Linked DNA regions of Homo sapiens: all the other regions are linked to region 1. Evidence: chromatin loops called from intact Hi-C (ENCODE). Cell type or tissue: Calu3. All regions are shown on one strand. Links, peaks and the distances in the headings refer to the core of each region. The heading gives the core; the rest is flanking DNA.

What was found. A loop is a pair of places that touch in the nucleus more often than their neighbours do. Peaks named below come from ENCODE experiments on the same cell type or tissue, not always from the same donor. Only the 100,000 strongest peaks of a DNase experiment are listed, where the experiment ranks them.
Region 2: a loop joins it to region 1, with 12 times the contacts of the local background. A loop is called at or near these places in 96 of 110 quality-filtered maps.
Region 3: it touches region 1 in a loop (14-fold over the local background); 23 of 110 quality-filtered maps call a loop at or near these places.
Region 4: a loop joins it to region 1, with 13 times the contacts of the local background. A loop is called at or near these places in 23 of 110 quality-filtered maps.

What each region holds. Positions count from the first base shown.
Region 1 is chr4:88,208,844-88,214,895 of GRCh38, forward strand. It overlaps a transcript of ABCG2 not described here. Among named protein-coding and RNA genes, the nearest start is that of ABCG2, 53 kb to the left of the region's middle. In Calu3, for the core only: no CTCF peak of the experiment used is centred there; a DNase peak (open chromatin) is centred at 3,308.
Region 2 is chr4:88,032,500-88,034,999 of GRCh38, forward strand. All of the region lies in intron 2 of PKD2 (polycystin 2, transient receptor potential cation channel), which reads left to right. Among named protein-coding and RNA genes, the nearest start is that of PKD2, 26 kb to the left of the region's middle. RefSeq lists a silencer at 818-1,112. In Calu3, for the core only: no CTCF peak of the experiment used is centred there; a DNase peak (open chromatin) is centred at 1,002.
Region 3 is chr4:88,054,027-88,056,526 of GRCh38, forward strand. It overlaps PKD2 (polycystin 2, transient receptor potential cation channel), which reads left to right. Exons shown (of 15, transcript NM_000297.4): 8 at 2,060-2,241. Among named protein-coding and RNA genes, the nearest start is that of PKD2, 48 kb to the left of the region's middle. In Calu3, for the core only: no CTCF peak of the experiment used is centred there; no DNase peak of the experiment used is centred there.
Region 4 is chr4:87,984,374-87,990,425 of GRCh38, forward strand. No RefSeq gene overlaps it. Among named protein-coding and RNA genes, the nearest start is that of SPP1, 12 kb to the left of the region's middle. In Calu3, for the core only: a CTCF peak has its summit at 1,462 (motif pointing left); DNase peaks (open chromatin) are centred at 838 and 1,398.

The DNA of each region.
Region 1 (6,052 bases), core at 2,184-4,683:
ACTTTAAATCAAAAGCCTAAATTACTTATTTAATTATAACATTTGAAATTGGACTGACAAAATTGGTCTTAACCAATTAACCTGGGAGGCGGAGGTTACAGTGAGGCGAGATCACACCACTGCACTCCAGCCTGGGTGACAGAGCGAGACTGTCTCAAAAAAAACAAAACAAAACAGTTCATACCTTGGCCAGGTGCAGTGGTTTAAGCCTATAATCTCAGCACCTTGGGAGGCCGAGGCAGTCGGATCACCTGAGGTCAGTTCAATACCAGCCTGGCCAACATGGCGAAACCCTGTCTCTACTAAAAATACAAAAATTAGCTAAGTGTGGTCGCACACACCTACAATTCTAGCTACTCAGGAGACTGAGGCACAAGAATCACTTGAACCAGGGAGGCAGAGCTTGCAGTGAGCAGAGATGGCACCACTGCACTCCAGCCTGGGCGACAGAGCGAGACTCCATCTCAAAAAAAAAAAAAAAAACAAAAAAGCAAACAAGAAACACCAAAAAAAACAAAATAAATAAAAACAAAATTCAGACCGGATGCGGTGGCTCACACTTATAATCCCAGCACTTTCAGAGGCTGAGGCAGATGGATCACCTGAGGTCAGGAGTTTGAGACCAGCCTGGCCAACATGGTGAAATCCCATCTCTACTAAAATACAAAAATTATCCAGGCGTGGTGGTGAGCGCCTGTAATCCCAGCTACTCAGGAGGCAGAAGAATCGCTTGAACCTGGGAGCCGGAGGTTGCAGTGAGCTGATGTCATGCCACTGCACTCCAGCCTGGCTGGGTGAGAGCAAGACTCTGTCTCAAAAAAAAACAAAAAACAAAACAAAAACAAAAAACAAAGTTCATACCTCTTTCTATAAGTAAAAAATAAAAATTTTAAGTGAAAGAAAATTTTTCAGTTTGATTAGCAGGGGTTGTGTTGGTGTTGGCAATGTTATATAAAATAATAAGTAATGATAAGTTTTAGATTCAAGCTACGTGGTAGTAGCAATATACTGTGCTTTTCCTTTGCCAAAGATAACCTAAAGATAAAACTAATAAACAGAATCTTCTCTGCTATTCACCATTTTCCCCAGTTGTCAGTTATTTTTGACTGAATACGTTTTTTGCTTTTGTACCCTAGTGGTAGATCACTCTTTGAATGCATCTTAAAGATGTGTCCTATAAAACAAAACAAAACAAAACACCCTAAGCATCCTGTATAAGACTATTACCTTGTGGGTATTCCTACAGGTGTAGAATGCTCATGCACATATAAGTTGGTAATAAAATGTTTTGATTGAATTAGATATAATTAGGTTAAAGATGTCAGTAATGTAAGTAATCCTACACACACACACACACACACACACACACACACACACATATACATATATACGTTTAAGACAGTGCCTCTCTATGTTGCCTAAGCTGGACTGGAACTCCTGAGCTCAAGCAACCTTCCCACCTCAGCCTCCAGTGGCTGGGACTGGAGGCAGGCACCATTGTGCCTGGCTAGTAATGCAATATTTTTGTGTTCGTTGAAGGAGAGTAAAATAAATTGTAAAATCTATTTGTAGTTTATTTTGAAATGCTCTCCCCAGCAGCCTTACCTTTGCCTTATTTTCTTGAGGTCCTATTTACATTCATCCCATTCAGTGAGGATGAAGGATGTTGTTCTAAAACAAAAAGAATGGTAGAAATAAGCCCCATATAGTTAAAAGTGTGCTGGTAGCTATAAATACATACTTTTTCTTTTCTTTTTTTTTTTCTAAGAGATGGGATCTTGCTCTGTTGCCCAGGCTGGAGTGCAGTGGTACAATCATAGCTCACTGCAGCCTCAAACTCCTAGGTTCAAGCAATTCTCCCACCTCAGCCCCTGAGTACCTGGGAATATAGGCACTTGCCACCATTAACTGGCTAATATTTTATAGAGACAGTCTTGCTTTGTTGCCCACACTGGTCTCGAACTCCTAGCTTCTTCCCAAAATGCTGGAATGACAGGCATAAGCCACCACACCTGACCCATACATACATTTTTTTCAAGGAATAACAGAAGCCAGAGTTGATTTTATTTGCATTTGTTAAGAAGAGGCGCAGATGCCATGTTCTGCCCCTGTATTCCCAGCTACTCAGGAGAATGAGGTGAGAGGATTTCTTGGGGCCAGGAACTCGAGGCTGTAGTGCCCTGTGACTGCACCAGGGATTAACCACTGCACTCTAGCTTGGGCAACACAGAGAGGCTTGGTCCCTAAAAAAATTAAAAAATAAAAAAAATATATATATATATGTAAAAGAAGAAGAGAGAGTAGTTTGGCTAATTAAGGAGAGGATGTGCTAAACAGGGGACTTAACAAAAGCCACTTTCATTGTGTATTTTAAAAATTATTTTATTTTAGATTCAGGGTTGCACGTGCTTGTTTGTTACATAAGCAGATTGCATACTGGTGGGGACTGAGCTTCTAGTGTACCCAATGTCCAAATAGTGAACATTGTACCTGATAGGTAATTGTTCAACCCCTGCCCCACCCCCCCCCACTTTTGGAGACCCCAGTGTCTGTTATTTCCATCATCATGTTTTCGTTTTAATTTTCTTTTTGAGATGGAGTCTCACTCTGTTGTCCAGGCTGGAGTGCAATGGCGCGATCTCCGCTCACTGCAACCTCCGCCTCCCAGGTTCAAGTGATTCTTCTGCCTCAGACACCTGAGTAGCTGGGACTACCGGAGTACACCACCACACCTGGGTAATTTTTTTGTATTTTAAGTAGAGACGGGGTTTCACTGTGTTAGCCAGGATGGGCTCGATCTCCTGACCACGTGATCCGCTTACCTTTGCCTTCTGAAGTGCTGGGATTACAGGCGTGAGCCACTGTGCCCGGCCGAGAACTCTTTACTTTCAAATGACCAAGATATTTTGGGGAATACAGCAATTCTCTTAACTTGAAGATACAGTCAAACCGGTACTGCACTAAAGGGAAAAACGGGATAAGCAATAAATAGAACTAGAGATGTGGGCCAGAGGGGAAAGTCTTTCTCAAGCCTCTCTTCCAGATAAAATCAAGTTTGGCCATTTTTGTCTTACCTGATTGCAGTCAAAAGCATTTCGAGTGATTTATGGGAATTAGAGCTTTTGGTGCACAGCTAGTTCATTCTTAAATTGCCCATGCTTACATAGTGTAGGAGAAGGTGTGAGTCTATGTCCCAATTTACACATACCGCCCCCAAATAATTATTAGTAGTGGCCTCTTCCTCTCTCAAAAGTATGATTGCCCTAGCTTTAGGTGAAAACCAAAAGTAATCATTTGCTGGACTCTGGCGCCCTCTTGTGATTAAAATTTCACTTTCTGATATTGCTTATTCTGAGATGAGCGACTACCAAAAAATATGAACATCCCAAAGTGGATCATCTAATAACTTTCCCCAGAAGATCTCAGCTTTGAATTTCATGTCATTACACTTTAACACTGACTACCCCTGCATGGTTGCTGCCATCTTCAGATTTCAGAAGCATCTCCCGCCTGTATCAGTAATTGTAGCCCCTGGTACTGTCACTCTCTGTGACACTACTTCTGTCTTAATTCTTGGTGAATTCAGTATCTCCGAAAACGATCTCCCCAGCACTCTGGCCTCTGACTACCTTGAACTTCTCTCCTTCAGTGATCTTGTTCTCCACCCTGCGTTACCTATGTACTTGCAGGTCATGCCATAGAACTTGTAAGCATAGTCTATCTTTCCACCTAAACCCCTCTAATAACCCAACTCCGGCAAACCTTTGACCTTGCTCCACCAGGGCCTAAAACCCATTAATTACACCAGTATTTCACTGTGCCTCACCCCTCACTGCTTTCTTTAGTCACCATACCTGCCGAAATTCCATGATCATTATAATTACATCCTTGCAAATGCCCTCAGCTCCTCTGCTCCCCTTTTGCTTTGTCACTCGCTTGGCAAAACCACAAACCCTACTTAAATTCCTGTCTCCCCTGCTCTGTGCCTGTACCCCTGCAGTTGAACGTGGGTGGAGAAAAACACATAAGAATAATAAATTATTTGATTTTGTGTTTGAATTTTTATTTTTTTTGAGACAGGGTTTTGCCCTGTTACCCAGGCTGGAGAGTGCAGTGGCGAGATCTTAGCCCACTTCAGCCTTTGAACTCTGGGGCCCAAATGATCTTCCCACCTCAGCCTCCTGAGTAGCTGGGACTACCAATGAATGCCACCGCACCCAGCTAATTTTTAAAAATTCTTTGTAGGGACGGGGTCTCACTGTATTGCCCAGGCTGGTCTCAAACTCCTGCGCTCAAGCAATCTTCCCACTTTAGCCTTTCAAACTGTTGGGATTACTGGCTTGAGCCACAAAGACCTGTAATTATCTGATTTTAAATTCTTGATCAAGAATCTCAATGCCGGGACCCTCAGTAATGCCTGACAACTCATACTGTACTTCCCTAGCCCATTCACTCTTCTGTTTCCTATTTCAACACCGAAACATTTTCATCTTTCCCCTCCCATAGTCATTCTCAGATGATAACCTTATGTCCTACTTGACTGAGAAAACTGAAGTAAGTAAAAGAGAACTTCAGATTCTGTTCACCGTATCTGCCCACCCACCTGCATCTGCTGCCTTCTCTCCTATTACCCTACCCTAGAGGAACTGCCCATGTTACTAAGGCCTAAGGCAATGTCTCTACTTTGCATGAAGTCTCATCCCCTTTTTCCTAACTCAATAACAGCACTTTTCCCCTTTCTCTTCTATATCATTGTATATATATGTATATATATGTGTGTGAATATATATATATATTCCTCTCCACTGATTTGTTTCCCCACAGTATAAACATGCTATATTTCTTTTTGTTTGTTTTTGAGACAGAGTCTTGCTCTGTCTCCAGGCTAGAGTGCAGTGGTGCGATCTTGGCTCACTTCAACCTCCGCCTCCCGGATTCAAGCGATTCCCCTGCCTCAGCCTCCGGAGTAGCTGGGACTATAGGCACCTGCCACCGTGCCCAGCTAATTTTTTGTATTTTAGTAGAGATGGGGTTTCACCATGTTGGCAAGGATGGTCTTGATCTCCTGACCTTGTGATCTGTGCCCACTTCAGCCTCCCAAAGTGCTGGGATTACAGCCATGAGCCACCACGCCCGGCCTTTTTTTTTTTTTTTTTTTTTTTGAGACAGAGTCTCATTCTGTCGCCCAGGTTAGAGTGCAGTGGTGCAATCATAGCTTACTGAAGCCTTGAACTCCTGGGCTCAAGTGGTCCTCCTACCTCAGCCTCCTAAGTAAGTGGGACTACAGGCGCATACAACCATGCCTGGCTAATTTCTGTATTTTTTGTAGAGACAAGGTCTTGCTATGTTGCCCAGGCTGGTCTCAAACTCGGGCTCCAGCAGTGTACCCGCCTCAGCTTCCCAAAGTGCTGGGATTACCACCACTAGCCCACTGTTATCTATTTCCCCCATCCTCAAAAATATTCCTCTTGATTCCACATCTTCCAACTACTGCTCTATCGTTTTGTTCTCTTTTACAACAAAACTCTTCAAAAGATACTCACTTCTCCAATCCCTCCCCCATTCTCTCTCAAATCCACTCCAATCAGAACGATGAGACACATGACAAATTGTTTTAAGCCTTTAAGTTTTAGAGTGGTTTGTTAGGTAGGGATAGATAACTGGAACAATATGCCAGAGAGAGCAGTGCAGGTCTTCTCTAGGAGAAGACAGAATCTATATACTAAGAGAGTTGAGCCAGGTGTGGTGGGTCCTGCCTGTAATCCTGGCACTTCCGTAGGCTGAGGCAGGAGGATCACTTGAGCCCAGGAGTTCAAGACCAGCTTGGGCAACAAAGATCCCATCTCTACAAAAAAAAGTTTTTTTGTAACGATTCTCCCATCTCAGCCTCCCAAGTAGCTGGACCAGAGGTACATGCCACCGCACTCAAATCTGTTTTTGTTTGTTTGCTTGTTTGTTTTTGTAGAGATTAGGTCTTGCTATGTTGCCTAGACTGAACTCAACTCCTGGGCTCAAGTGATTCTCCTGCCTTGGCCTCCCAAAGTGTTGGGAT
Region 2 (2,500 bases), core at 1-2,500, 180 kb before region 1:
TTTTATGGAAAATGGGAATTCAGTGGTTAAGACAAGGATTAAATAGCAGAAGAAAGATGTGTACATATGTACAGATGTATGTGTCCTTTATATGTTTTTTAGTACTCTTGTCTCCTTTCTGGTCCTCATTTAAGGTTATCTATTTCATGCAGTAAATTTTTCTTCACAATTCATTTCATTTAGAGAGTGAATGCTACCTTCCAAGTGGGCTTTCTCCAGTTTTCCTTTCAGGGACTTAAAGGAGAAGTGATGTTAACAGTTTTATATTTCCATTGCATTTTACAGTGTGCAGATGTCTTCACATATATTTCCCCATTTGAGCTTTACAAAAGCCCTTAGTATTATTCTCATTGTCTAGATTCCAAAATCAGGCTTAGAGGAGTTAAATAGTTGTCCAGGATCTCAAGATGCAAGACCCACAATCATGAACAGAGGCAGATGTTCAGGATGGAGGCAAGCTGAAACTCAAAACCAAATCATTATGACTCCAAATTCAGGAGTCTTTTAGCTGCCACCTGCATGGGCTCTTGGTGTAGCTGACCACCAGAGTTTGTAGAGCTGTCATTCAGGTGTGCCATGGACTTTCCTGGGACCTGGCACAGGAGAAGGACTGAGTTAATGTTTGCTGATTAAATATCTGTTACAGGCTGGGCGCGGTGGCTCACGACCGTAATCCCAGCACTTTGGGAGGCCGAGCAGGGAGGATCACTTGAGCTCACAAGTTTGAGACCAGCCTGGGCAGCATGGCGAAACCCCGTCTCTACAAAAAATTTGAAAATTAGCTGGCCATGGTGATGCATGCCTGTAGTCCCAGGTACTCAGGAAGCTGAGGTGGGAGGATCACATGAGCCCATGAGATTGAAGCTGCAGTGAGCTGAGATGGTGCCACTGCACTCCAGCCTTGGCCATAGAGCCAGACCTTATCTCAAAAAAAAAAAAAAAAAGTTACAATAATCTTCCCTTCAAAGCTGGAAGGCATTATTTACCTGTCTGTCCAGCAGATGGTGCTACATAACCAAGGGAATCTGTTGCTTGCCCTTGGTGAAGCTATTAAAGCCAATACAGATCTTGAGAATTTCAAAAGCAAAAATCAATACTGGATTATGAGTGCTCTAGGAAAATAAAGAGATAAATTTTCAATTTACATACTTATATATAGTTATACCATATTTGTAAATAAAAATATATAAATAATTTATCAAAATTCCTTTTTAACAGCAACAACCACAGTAAACCCACAGGTTAAAAACTCCACAACAGTCTATATTAATCAGTCAATGCAAAGTACATTCCAATTCCAAGTTAACTGAAAATAATCAACTTAATCATTTGGTTGGCTCTGAGCAGCCTTCACTGCTTGCTCTTGTGTCATGTTTCTTTCTGTCCTCGATTGGCTATAGACTTACAGACGGCTTTTGCAGAGGACAGTGTACTCATGTCCATCCTTTGCATCCTTTGTGGGAGTTGGCTAGGCAGCACTCTCCCTGGGGACACTATGAACTCCTCTTCTTGAGTGCAGAGATCACGTCTTGTTCATCTTCATGCCCAATACCTTGTTCCATAAATATGAATGGATTAGAATTCTAAACTCTTAACTCTGCCCCAAGACAGTTCTGAGAGGTAGTAAGTCATATAACACCTGAAGAGGACTGTTCTTGTCCTAATTACATTAGGTTATAAGATGACAGGTGAGGGAGCCAAACCAGGGGGCCTGGAAATTATTCATACATCTCTAGATACAGTATACAAGTTGTGTGTATTATGTGTATTTACTCTGTAATTGATTGCTTGAGATGAACCCCCAAACACACTCGTGTTTGGATCATTATTATCTACCCTTCTCCTTAAATAATCTTAATTTCCTATGATGCTTGAAAGGGAAAGAGGGGCCAGGTGTGGTGGTTCACACCTGTAATCCCAGCACTTTGGGAGGCTGAGGTGGGAGCATCACCTGAGGTCTGGAGTTCAAGACCAACCTGACCAACATGGTGAAACCCTGTCTCTACTAAAAATAAAAAATCAGCTGGGCATGGTAGCACATGCCTGTAATCCCAGCTACTTGGGAGGCTGAAGTGGGAGAATCGCTTGAACCTGGGAGGGGGAGGTTGCAGTGAGCCGAGATCACTCCATTGCACTCCAGACTGGGCAACAACAGTGAAACTCCGTCTCAAAAAAAAAAAAAAAAAAAAGGCAGAGTGGGGAAGAGAGCTGCATGAAGGAGAGATTTACTAAATAGTACTTAATCCCAAAATAATTTCTATAGGTTTGAATATGATCCCTGAAATTTATTATAGGTTCAGGTAAGTATTAATCACGGGTATTCAGAACTGTGGTTTAAAAAATGTATAGAACATGTTTCCTTCCCCTTGAAACTTTTTATCAGCTAATTATAGGAATTATATTATACCTGCAATCATTAAAGTCCAGAATGAGACAGTACTTGGTAAAGTGCTGAAATTTATAATAAATGCATTATAGCAATCCAGTTAAGGAGGAAGAG
Region 3 (2,500 bases), core at 1-2,500, 160 kb before region 1:
GCTGCCTGAGAATTACTGAAGTTTCCTTGATTATTATTAGTTTAATAATAATAATCAAGATAGTAATAATAATCAAGATAGTAATAATAATCAAGATCTCAGCTGGGCACAGTGGCTCACGCACTTTGGGAGGCTGAGGCGGGCAGATCACCTGACGTCGGGTTTGAGACCAGCCTGGCCAACATGGTGAAACCCTGTCCCTACTAAAAATACAAAAAAAAAAAATTAGCTGGGTGTGGTGGCACGTGCCTATGATCCCAGCTACTTGGGAATCTGAGGCAGGAGAATTGCTTGAACCCAGGAAGCAGAGGTTGCGGTGAGCTGAATCATGCCACTGCACTCCAGCCTGGGCAACAGAGCAGCACTTCGTCTCAAAAAAAAAAAAAAAAGATCTCAAATGAATTGGGATTGTATTAAGTAATGATTAAGTAATGTGATTACAGCAATCCTCAAGAAATATTTCACTGTGGCCAGTAACAATGTGTAACAGACCTTTAAACTTCTAGAGATTTTCCTACAACATGTGTCTCAGGCTGATGTGTTTTATTTAGTGCTTCTCTTGGAAATGTCTTGCCCCTCGATACTTTATCATTAAGGTCTTTAAGGCAGGGATCATGACTCTACTTTTTTTTTTTTTTTTTTTTTTGGGACGGAGTCTTGCTCTGTCGCCCAGGCTGGAGTGCAGTGGCACAATCTTAGCTCACTGCAACCTCCGTCTCCTGGGTTCACGCCATTCTCCTGCCTCAGCCTCCCGAGTAGCTGGGACTACAGGCGGCTGCCACCACGCCCGGCTAATTTTTTATATTTTTAGTAGAGACGGGGTTTCACCGTGTTAGCCAGGATGGTCTCGATCTCCTGACCTCGTGATCCACCCACCTCGGCCTCCCAAAGTGCTGGGATTACAGGCTTGAGCCACCACGCCCGGCCTCATGACTCTACTTCTAATATCTCATCATGTGCTCTTCCACTGAGGCTTCTACTTAGAGCTACACAATCTGGGCAGCCATCCTCAGTGCCTTATCTACCAACATGCTCAATATGGCTTTGCAGGGTTCACTGTCTACCAGCAGGGTTCACTATCTACCAACATGCTCAATATTTCTTTGCAGTCAGGCAGAGCAGGCTTTGCAGTTCAGGCAGGGCAGCTGGCTGCAGGCCCCAGCTGACTCCTGGGGATAGAATGCCAATATTTCAGACATTGCAGAGATTTGAGGCAATGTACATAAAGCCCTCCACATATAACTGATGCACAATAAATGACAGTTAATATTATGCAACAAGAATTTCCTGGGGGGTTTTATAATTAATTTTTATTTGTGTGAAGTTTTTTCCCTCCCTTTTACTTTAATCCTTTTTGGGGGGAAAGCATCACTAGTCACAGTTCACGGCAGCCTCGACCTCCCAGGCTCAAGCAACCCTCCCACCTCAGCCTCCTGAGTAGCTGAAACCACAGGTGTGTGCCACCACACCTGACTAATTTATTTTTATTTTCTAATGAAACAGAATCTTGCCATATTGCCCAGGCTGATCTTAAACTCATGGGCTCAAGCGATCCTCCTGCCTCAGTCTTCCAAAGTGCCGGGATTATAGATGTGAGCCACTGCACTCAGCCTTTTTTTTTTTTTTTTTAATTGTAGATAGCATAAAACCTACTGTTTTAACCATGCTTAAGTGTACAATTCAGTGGCATTAAGTACATTCACAGTGTTGTGCAGCCATCGCCATTATGCTGCATTATTTTCAGAACTTTTTCATTATTCTAAACTGAAACTTTGTATCCATTGAACACTAACTCCCAATTCCCCCAGTCCCTGGTAACCTCCATTCTACTTTCTGTCACTGTGAGTTTGACTATTCTAAGTACCTAATTTAAGTGGAATCATACAGTATTTGTCCTTTTGTGTCAGGCTTATTTCACTTTGCATGATGTTTTCAAGGTTCATCCATGTTGTAACCTGTCAGAATTTAATTTCTTTTCAGGATGAAATAATGTTTTATTATATACAGTCACACCATTTTGTTTATCCATTCATCTATTGATGTCTTCTCTCTCTTACAGCTCTTCAAATTCATCAATTTTAACAGGACCATGAGCCAGCTCTCGACAACCATGTCTCGATGTGCCAAAGACCTGTTTGGCTTTGCTATTATGTTCTTCATTATTTTCCTAGCGTATGCTCAGTTGGCATACCTTGTCTTTGGCACTCAGGTCGATGACTTCAGTACTTTCCAAGAGTGTATGTAAGTATATATGAAATTAAGAAGAAAAATTTAATCAGAGTTGTCACTGCTTCTCAAGAATAAATCTTCATATGAGGTTGCTATATGACCACCAATTATTTAAAACCAGTTATTTTAAGTAAGAATTAATTACCTTTTCCCAAAACATTGATCTACCCATGCAAAGAAGACAATGCATCCTGAAATGCTGATGCTTAAGATAGCAGCCCAAAGTAGTAAAATACAGTTAACAGACATAGGAAACCAACACTGTTCTGAA
Region 4 (6,052 bases), core at 360-2,859, 230 kb before region 1:
GAACTTCAATGTTTATGGCAGCACTATTCACAATAGCCAAGATGTGCAATAAATGTAAATGTCCCTCATGATGAATAGATAAAGAAAATGTGGTATATACACACAATGGAGTACTATTTGACCATAAAAAGAAATTAAATCCTGTCATTTGCAGCAACATGGATGGAACTGGAGGTCATTATATTAAGTGAAATAAGACAGGCACAAAAAGACAAATATCGCATGTTCTCACCCATATGTGGTAGCTAGAAAAGTGGATCACATAGAGATAGACTGTAAATTGGTGGTTCTACAAGAGGCTGGGGAGGGTGAGGGTAAGGGGCAGATGAAGAAAAGTTGATTAATGGGTACAAATATACAGTTAGGTAGAAGAAATAGGATCTAGCATTTGACAGTACAGTAGGGTAACTATCAATAATTTACTGTATATACATTTGTTAAAAACCCTAAAAGACAAGAATTCAAGTGTTCCCAACATAAAGCAAAGATAAATGTTTGAGGAAATGGATATCTCAGTTATGCTCATTGGATCATTACACACTATATGCACACACAAAAACATCATATGTGCCCCCAAAATACAGACAACTATTGCATATCAATTTTTTAAATAATCAATAAATTTAAAAGGAAACTATAAAGATATTAGATAAATACATGAGTGAGTAACTTCACAGTCTGGGTGTGGAGAAACCTCTTCTAATGATGAGAAGACAATGCCATGCCATAGTCCTTGTAGATATCATTAGTCAGGTGCAGCAGCCCCTTAGGCTCCCAGCATACTTGCTGCAGTGGGCACTTCCTCACACTCACCTGCAGGTGATGGCTGGATTGATGGTGTTGTTCCCACATGCTTGGCAAGGGGCTTGGCACTGTGCTCAAATCCAAGGGCATGACCAAGTTACTCCTGGAATCACTTATTTGAATAGTGGTACTATTTAACAACTATTCCCTGCATCACTTCTCTATTAGTCAGGGTTCATTCAGAAGACAGAAAAGAGACCAGTCATTTGAACAGGGAAAATTTAATTTAAAGAATTATTAACTAGAAAGAGGAGAATAACCAGAGAGAATAAGAGAAATAAGAGAACATTAACAATACCATGGGGCTGAAAGTGCCCATATAAGGAACAACTTGCAAAAGGAGAGGCCCTCTCCTGAGATTCAGACTTCACTGGAAAGGGTACAGTCACAGCCCAAGGGATGGCAGAGAAGTCTGCTGTGTTATCCTGAGTCAGAGCTGGTCCACAGTGGTCCAACTGGTGGGCTCAAGTTGGAAAACAAGAGACTTCCCACAGGGGTTCCAGCAGACTGAGGCCAGCAAAGAAGGAAAACCATGGGGCAGGCCAGCTGAGCAGGAGGCTAGCTGGAGGGTGAGTGCCACAAGGTGCTCTGTGTGCACAGCAGTGTCCCTCCAGTGCCCTCTACTGACAAAGCTTGCCACTGTGCCAGTTGGCAAAGGAAGCACGTTCACAGGGTCCATCTCCAGCAGTATCACAGAGCAGGGCAGAGACAATGGATTTGGAGCAGGGAGGCACAAAACTGACAGGGGAAAAGGCTGATTCCTCCTAGACAACAAGAGCACAAAAATGAGCCTGGGACATTTTTTCATGATAGGATGAAAGCAAGCACGAAAGGACAAAATGGGGTTATATCCAAGGGACCAAAGAGCAGACTTGCAAGGGGCTTCCATTGGCCAAAACTGGCGTAATTTGAGCAATAACAGAATAACGACAGTAACGAATTATAACAAATTGAATTTTTAAAATTCCACTAGTATATAGTGATACTACAAAAGAGCATTAAAGAAGGAAAATTCTTCTTTACAGATGAATGCCAGCTAGTAATAAAACTAGAAGGAATGCTAACATTAAAAAATTATTTCATAACCCACAAGGAAATAATTGAGGAAGTGATCACTAATGAATGTTAAAATTATTGTGCAGAAGATGATTGAGAACATCTCACCTGGTCTCAGAGTATTCACCTGTTCTCAGAATATTACTCCACAATTATTTAATAATTCCAAAAGAAAGAAAGTGCTTTCAACCAGAGAGATTTGCAGTCACCGTCTTTAGCCAGTAATTAATGAGACTTGTAGATACGTACCACCCAGTGTGAGGCAATAAGAAATATGCAACATCATCTAGAAATTTTTGTAAAAAATGTTTACAAAATCAAATGACTAGAAAACAAGCAAATCCAGAATTTGAGCTACTCTATAATAGAACTGGTCTGAGCTTTTTTTTTTTTTTATCTTTTGAGACGGATTTTCGCTCTTTCACCCAGGCTGGCATGAAGTGGCGAGATCTCGGCTCACTGCAACCTCCCCCCGGCCCCGGGTTCAAGTGATTCTCCTGCCTCAGCCTCCCCAGTAGCTGAGATTACAGGCATGAGCCACCGCACCCGGCAGTCTGAACTTTTTAAAAAGCAGAGTTGTTAGATAAAATACAGGATACTGAGTTAAATTTGATTTTCAGATAAATAACAAATTAGCTTTTAGTATGAGCACGGGACATTTTATGCTAAAAGATGATTCATTGTTTATTTGACATTCAGGTTAACTGAGCATCCTTTTCTAAATTTTCTAAATCTGCCAATCCTACAAAACAGACAATTTGATGAGAGAAAAAGGGCAAGAGAGGAGATAGTATTCTAGATTAAAAATATACCAGGTATAAAATAGATTAAAAAATATACCAGGTATAAAAAGTAAAACATGGGCCGGGCGTGGTGGCTCATGCCTGTAATCCCAGCACTTTGGGAGGCTGAGAAGGACAGATCACCTGAGGTTGGGAGTACCCGACCAGCCTGACCAACATGGAGAAACCCCTTCTCTACTAAAAATACAGAATTAGCCAGGTGTGGTGGCACATGCCTGTAATCCCAGCTACTCGGGAGGTTGAGGCAGGAGAATCGCTTGAACCCAGGAGGTGGAGGTTGCGGTGAGCCGAGATTGCACCATTGCACTCCAGCCTGGGCAACAAGAGTGAAACTCCGTCTCAAAAAAAAAAGGTAAAACATGAACCTTGATTGGCTCCTGGATTGAAAAAGACACACAGCCATAAAAAACCTTTTGGGGACAATTGTGGCAATCTGAATATACACAGTATATTAAATGATATTGTGAAATTACTGATAATTTTCTTAGATGTGATCATTGCATTGTACATGAAAGTGAATGTTCTTACTCTTGAGAGAAGTATAATGAAATATTTAGGGATGAAGTGCCATGGTTTTTGTAATTTACTTTCCAGCGGTTCAGAAAATAATGACTGGGAGAGGAAATGTGAAGATGTAGGTTAGAGGTTACAAAGTAGCAGACATGGGGAATAAGCAAGTCTAGAGATCCAGTGTACAACATGAGGACTACTATTAATAAAATTGTACAGTATTTGGGATTTCTGCTAAATGAGTAGATTTTAGCTGCTCTTGCCACACACATAAAAAAGGCTATCTATAGGAGATGATGGGTATGTTAATTTGCTTCACTACAGAAGCCATTTTTCTGTCTATATGTATCCCATAACATTATGTTGTATACCTTAAATATACACAATAAGATTTCTTTTTAGCTTTTTGGAAAGTGGCGACTGAGTCTGTGGGTGCTGCCCCAGGAGTGGGAGCTATCATACACCCTCCTCTTCCAATCCATGTTGCAACCAATAAAGGCTGTTTCTACAGTGTTAAAAAAAAATTCAACGGTAGGCTGTCATCAGGGGAAAAAAATTAGTAAGAAGTCAGAAAAAAGGTATACAGAAAGAGAAGAAACTATGGGGAAAAGCATATTATTCTTTTAACTTTTCTCAAGGTTTAAAAATGTTCCAAAAATTGGAAGTAGGAGGATAGAGCAGGGAGAACAGAAAAATGTACAATGAATAATGTCCATCAGATAGTGTCTCAGACATAGGTATAAAAGTCTCAGAACAATTCCCTCATTATTCACCTCACAAGATCATAAAAAAGGCATTCATAAATTTTTATAAATAAAAAAAGTGTCAAGACCAATTTCCCATCACCTATGCGTTTTTCAATAACCCTGTAGATACTCCCTTTGATGCAGGTCTTCTTTAGTCAAACAATCTTTTCATCCCTTGCCCATGGCAATGATATGGCCTAACTGTGAATCAAAGTATTTGTCCTGGTTCCTGGCATAGCCTTTTCTCCTCTGCCACCCCCAGTTTTTCAAGTTTCTAGTAACAATTGCTCCAAATCCTGTTTGATTGCAATTATAGCATAATGGCCAAGTTTCCATGGGATTCAGCTTTGTCAGTGGAGCAAGGCAGAGGCAAAGAACTATAATGAGCAATTCTGATATTGACCTGTACTGAGCATGCAAAAAGGACCTTAAAAACCTATTTGTAGACATTAAAGAAAAGATTGTTTTCTACTTCACAATTTCATAAGGTAGTTTTTTATACTTCTTCAATTTAGTAGCTCACTTACTGAAGCATAATTATATTCTCCGCTCAAAACATCCAGAAAGCATGCATTCTCTAAAACATTGCAAGTTGAACTTCAACGTTATTTCAATGCAGACTCTTTGACTTATCTATTTTATTCTAAATACCACAGTGACTCGTGTTTGACTAATCCAATGTGATTATTTTAATCCAGAGTGTAGATGGATATTGCATATTAGATCCAAATTTCTGATAACATTCCCCCAAAGATGCAAACACGTAAGTCCCAAAGACCTATGTAGCTGAATCTGCTCTTCTAGTCACATTGAAAGAGCATAGATCAGCAACCAGAAAGAGAAAAGAGCGGTGGCCTCTGAGGCTCCACCAAAAAAATGTGGGGCAGACCTAAGGGGAAATCTAAAAGTAGGGTGCCAAAGGTGTCCTTAGTATTACTGACATCATTTATAATGTATCGAGGTTTCATTTTGAAGTTATTATTGAGTAAAAGAACAAAATTCTTGTAAGGAAATGATACCGCTAACTTTTTGAAGGTTGGGAGAAAGAGGGAGGGGAGGGCTTACTCTAGGTATAGCTCAAATACTTGAATTTCCCATACATCATCTTCTTTATCATTCCAGATACAGGCGGTGGAGAGGAAGCAGGGCAGGAGCTGACACCATGCAGAATGCAGCCAGGCTGGACCTCGCGGTGCCTCCTGAGACCCCTCGGGGGGTGGTGAGGGTCCAATAAATGACCCAAGTTCCAATCTCAGGGAACTAGAAGAAAAGCCAAACAAACCATCATAGGCAGAAGAAGGGAAATAGTAAAGATATCAGTGAAAACCAATGAAATTGAAAACAGGAAAGCAACAGAGAAAATTAAACAAAAGGCTGGTTTTTGTAAAAAAAATTAATAAAATTGAAAATCTTCTAGTGAGATGGACACAGGTAAAAAGAGAGAAGACACAAATCTCCCATATCGGGAATTAAACAGGGGAGATCCCGCAGCCATTAAAGGGCTAATAGAGGAAGACTACTGTTATGAGGTGAATGTATTCCCCCAACCCAAAAAGAAATGTTAAAGTCCTAACCCCCAATATCTCAGAATGTGACCTTATTTGGAAACAGCGTCATTGCAGGTGGAATTAGTTAAGATGAGGTCATCAAGGAGCAGGGTGGGCTCCTAATCCAGTATGATGATGTCCTTATAGGAAGAGGCCATGTGAGGACTGAGACACACAGGGAGAATGCCATGTGACAACAAAGGCAGAGGTTGGAGTTATGCAGCTACAAACCAAGAAGTACTGCACGTTGCCAGCAGCCACCAAAGCTAGAAAGAGACAAGCAAGGATTCTCCCCATGGGTCTCGAGGGAGCATGGCCCTGCTGACTCCTTGATTTCAGGCCCTGGCCTCTAGAACTGTGAGACAATACATTTCTGTTGTTTTAAACCACCCTGTTTGTGGTACTCATTACAGCAGCCCTGGAAATCCAATATACTATGAAAAGCTTTATACTCATAAATTCAACGACTTAGAAGAAATTGACCAACCCCTTAAAAACCATAAACTATCAAAACTCAATCAAGAGGAAGCTGATAACCTGGATAGCCTTATAAGTAGTAAAGAAATTCAATTCATAATTTAAAAGT